2 separate regions of the Homo sapiens genome follow, and region 1 is linked to region 2. The links are chromatin loops, found by intact Hi-C in ENCODE. Cell type or tissue: Calu3. All regions are shown on one strand. Region 1 overlaps MSH3 (mutS homolog 3). Region 2 overlaps LOC107986428 (a long non-coding RNA gene).

The links. A loop is a pair of places that touch in the nucleus more often than their neighbours do. Peaks named below come from ENCODE experiments on the same cell type or tissue, not always from the same donor. Only the 100,000 strongest peaks of a DNase experiment are listed, where the experiment ranks them.
Region 1: it touches region 2 in a loop (3-fold over the local background); 1 of 110 quality-filtered maps calls a loop at or near these places.

The regions. Positions count from the first base shown.
Region 1 is chr5:80,851,527-80,854,026 of GRCh38, reverse strand. The region is part of intron 20 of MSH3 (mutS homolog 3); the gene reads right to left. Among named protein-coding and RNA genes, the nearest start is that of RASGRF2, 110 kb to the left of the region's middle. In Calu3, no CTCF peak of the experiment used is centred here; no DNase peak of the experiment used is centred here.
Region 2 is chr5:80,919,387-80,921,886 of GRCh38, reverse strand. LOC107986428 (a long non-coding RNA gene) reads right to left here. Exons shown (of 2, transcript XR_001742759.2): 2 at 1-2,500. Among named protein-coding and RNA genes, the nearest start is that of RASGRF2, 40 kb to the left of the region's middle. In Calu3, no CTCF peak of the experiment used is centred here; DNase peaks (open chromatin) are centred at 666 and 1,356.

The DNA.
Region 1 (2,500 bases), 68 kb after region 2:
TATATTTTGAGCCAATAATAGCTCAAATTAAATTAAACAAAAGAAAACATGTTGGATGTAAAGAGTGTCTAACATCATACTGTACTTTGTAGGAACATTCTGGATAGAATTTGAGGTATTGCACAGAACTCCTAAAAAGTAGGGAAACGTTTGATCCTGCTTTTTTCTCACTAATAAATCCAAATCAAAGTTTTGGTATTCACAGGACAAAACAATACTTCTCTGTGTTTCTGTGTTTAAAAGTCCATGATACTGTACAAAGATCTTGTACAATTAAAGGTTTTTTTCAGTGTTTCCTTAAGAAGATTCCATACTGATATTACAAATTAAAGTACTACATATAAAGTAAGTTATTTATATACAACTTTTTACTGGAACTAGAATTATAGACGTTTGATACCTTGGACAGCAGCTAATACAGGTTCCTAAAGTAGATTTTATGAAACAGTTCCTACAGATGTCAAGAAATAGATCCAAAAGATTTAAATTTCTTTTCTGTAAGACTTCTTAAAGCCTTTAGTATGAGACTACATATTGTGCTTTTTTTTTTTTGGACAGGGTTTCATTCCCATTGCCCAGGCTGGAGTGCAGTGGCATGCTCTCGGCTCACTACAACCTCTGCCTCCTGGGCTCAAGTGATTCTATAGCCTCAGCCTCCCAAGTAACTGGGACTACAGGTGCATGCCACCACACCTGGCTAACATTTTTTGTATTTTTAGTAGAGGCAGGGTTTCACCATTTTGGCTAGGCTGATCTTGAACTCTAAACCTCAAGTGATCTGCCTGCCTTGGCCTCCCTAAGTGCTGGGATTACAGGCATGAGCCACCGTGCCCAGCCAGTGCATTTCTTAGAGAAGGATCTAGTACACAGCTTTTCTTTAACTGATTTAACCATGGTCCCTGAAATGTCTTCCAGAGCACCTTGCAGCAATAATGTCTTTCAGAACACATTTGGGAAAACACCTATATAATGCAAAAGGAACTGAAAAAAACAAAGGAATCATTATTAGGTAATACTCAGTGTTATGCAGTTAATTGCAAAACTCAGAATTCAGGTTTTTCACCCAGTAGCCAGCTTTGTGAATGCTGGTAACTACTTTCTCAGCAAAATCCCTTCATTGATTTAGTTTTGCTACAATAGTTCACAAAATAGGACACATACTTCACATTTGACCTACAGCACCATAATGTACCTTTCATTTCTTAAGAAAGTCATGGTCAAATTGCACCTTAACCAGCTGTGTGGCTGAAGCCCTATAAGAACAAGGGAGATGGAATGTGATGTCAACACATGGGCAGAGCCTTAGAACTGTTCCAATAACTAGCGGCATTGAGAAATTGTATAATTTCTGAAATGTTGCCACCTTAGGAACATTCTGGCTACTTTTTCAAAGTTCGAATACTGGTATTTACCTCAAATTTCAATGTTTACTTTAACAATATTTCCTTTTCCCCTACCACAAAACAGGATGATGAAACTTTCATATCCCTGAAACCACTTAGAATGCTTCAGAATCACAATGGTTCACCCTGTCTACCACTGTTTGCCTTTATTGTGGCAGGATGTGAGCTGACAGAAAGAAATCTTTGGCTGATAACAGAACATTCTGATGAGGGAAATATTTTGGGGGGTCATTGATTTTTAGAAATTAGGATAATACACAAGCACTGGATACAGTTTTTTGTTTTGTTTTTTGTTTTTGAGACAGGCTCTTGATCTGTCACCCAGGCTGGAGTGCAGTGGCAGTGATAACAGCTCACTGCAGCCTCAACCTCCCAGGCTCAAGCGAGTGCCCACCTCAGACTCCTGAATATCTGGGACCACTGGCGCATGCCACCACACCAAGCTAATTTTTAAATTTTTTGTAGAGTCAAGGTCTCACTATGTTGCCTGGGCTGTTGTTGAACTCCTGGGTTCAAATGATCCTCCTGCCTTAGCCTCCCAAAATGCTGAGATTACAGGCATGAGCCACCATGCCTGGCTGTTGTATACAGTTTTAATACAGTAGATTAAGCATTATACTTAAGTGCTTTCTAAAACAGTAAAGTAACAGAGTGGTCTTGTTAGAAATGTCAAGAATTGTAAGATGTGCCTGGACAAGTTATTTCTAGGCAGATACACACACATATTTATAAAAAACATTTTGTATATGACAGAGGTGAGATTTCAAATTAATAGGGAAAGGATGAACTACCAGTCAATGAAAAAGATGCTAGCTAATTAGTTATTTCAGAAAAAACAAAGATGTGTCCCTATATAAGCCATATTCCAACATAAATGTACATGGATTTAAAAGTTTAATGTAAAACTAGAAATCATAAACATACCAAGCTATATAGATGAAATTTAATCTCTGGACAGGTGAGTGGGTGGCTTTACATATATGTCATCAAAACATATATTTAGCAAAAGACACATAATAAAAAAGTTAAAGGCAAACCACAAACTGAGAAAAAACTTACAGTAATTATAATGAGCACTTAACATTCCCAAAATAAAG
Region 2 (2,500 bases):
CAAAGAAAGTTTCTTAAATTCTACGTGCCTCAGCTTCATCATCTATAAGGATACTAATACCTCCTTCATAAGGTTGTTGAGAGAATTCAATAAAATAATTTATGTATAGCAGTTAGAATTATGTACTTTGTATATAGTAATTGCTCAATAAATATTAGCTATTATTATTTTCTTTATTTCACTTTTTAATTTTTATTTTAGGCTCAGGGGTACATGTGCAGGTTTGTTAATACAGGCAAACTCATGTCACAGGAGTCTGAGGTACAGAGCATTTTGTCACCTGGGTACTAAGCATAGTACTCAACAATTATTTTTTTTCTCATCCTCTCCCTCTTCCCACCCTCCTCCCTCAAGAGGGCCATATCATTATTTTCATTTTTAAAAATTTCTAGTTTATCCAGGGAGTAGTAAGCTTCTTAAGGGCAGACAGTATCATCTCATTTCTTTGTCATTCTCCAGAACTAGTAAGGGTGTCTGGCACACAATAGGTGCTCAATAAATGTTGTTTTTGAATATAGGTAGAACCAAAACAGCCTTAGGGGCTGAGCTAAAAAAAACACCAAACTTTAGTCTGTCACCAAATATGTAGGGTTCTCTTCACTTCTCTCCAGAGTCCACAAATCCTTTGGGACTATCCATGGTGCTGACCTCTGGCCAATTGGCTTACCTGGCCAGAGCCTGACCAACAATTTGGGCCACTTGCCAATCTGACTTAACACCTCTGCCATGCCCCCAGTTGGATGGACCATATTGTTGCCTCAGTGTAGTTCACAACTAAGGCTTTTCAGTAATCCTCCCTACCTGACCTCCTAAATCTGCCAGAGGACCCTTTCCTAAACCTTGCCCTGTTCAACTTGCTTCTCATGACGCTGACCACAAAAGGAGCTAACTCTCTTCTCTACTTCGCCTCTCTTTCCTTCTCTAATGCCTTTTCTGCTGTGGTTTCCCCCACTACTTTGTTGCTCTTGGGTTTTTTTTTTCCACACCTTTTCCTCTTTTCCTTCTCCCTTAAAATATCCCATTTTATGTCCACTATATTATTGATAACTCCTCCTGCCCCCCCTCACAAAATCCCTTGGAATTAGGCATATTTTATCTAAATGCAGAAAGATAGGATGTAGAGAAGGCCTTCCATGGGAGAAGAATAAGCGACAGGCAGGCTTTTCCCAGGATAGGAGCTATACACTGGGCCTCTAACATTTATTTACCTGTTTAAAATATGTTCAATATATTTTCATTAAGACAGAGGTGAGGATGAGGGTATAGAGTAGGTATGGTGACAGAGATCAGACTAGGGGTTAAAGCCCAGGTAGGAAGTGCCCCAAGGATGAACTTTGATTACATCACTGGCTTGTGTGGGGCCAGAACTGGCTAGAAAGACAGGTTTTTGTTCCACATAAACTCTGCTGGAAGGAAGGCATCCAAAGATGAAAGGGAAAGTTATGAGGTATTTTTTATTTCCTCCATGGACTTACTTAAAAGAAATTTAGCTACATCCACACACAGATAAATATTATCAGCATCTTTGAGCAGGGCCATCTCTGAGGAAGATCAGGAGCATTTAATGTATATGGTTTCTAACATTGCTACAGCAAAATGCAATCAACAAAGCTGGTCAATGACTTAAAGTGAACTAGGTTTAGATCCATTAGTCTTAGAGCTCTTCTGACAGTTGGTGCTGGAGGTGGGCTAAGCCAGAGGGGCTAAGCCAGAGGGGCTAAGCCAGCCTCTTACCATTCACATGATGGCTCGCATTTACTAGAATGCTTCTGAAGGTAAATGAATATACATACAGCAACATATGTAATTGTTTTTGTTAATATGAGTAACCGGCAAAGGAATTTTAAGTTTTGTTTTCTTTTGTTTTGCTTTTTAAAGTTAACACTAGTTGGAGCCATGCATTTTTCTAAGAGTTTCACATCTGTTAACCCATTCAATGTCCAAAGTAACCCTATGATCTAAGTACTATTATTATACAACTTTACATATGAAGACTGGGCCCAGAGAAGTTAAGTAACTTGCCCAAAGTCACACAGCACTGCTGGGAAATGACTGTGTCATTTGAGTCCGGATTCAAACCCAGGTGTTCTGGCTCCACTCTCGGCTCTTAGTCTCTGAGCTCGTCTGGCCCTTTAAGGGAATTACGGGTGATGGGCTATCTTTCTAGGGGTGCAGGGACTGGGTACAGGTCTAACTAGGTGAATCTTTTAAATACATTTACAACAAATGTTAAGAACTCTTTAAAGTGAAAATGAGGATATATCACCAAAAGCATCTGCAACTCAAGGAGGCTAGGAATGGGGTGAGCAAGGTATTAGTTCATGAGCTCAGCTCCTGCCCTCCCTGCAGAGAGTGACACTTCTTGATTCAGTGTTTCCAGGGGCCCCAGTTACTTAGCTCTTTCCAACTCTGTCCCCTCAATAAACTAGTCAATTTATTATCACACATTATCACCTTATAATAAATGTGAAACAGCATTTTGTTGCGAAGAAATAGATAA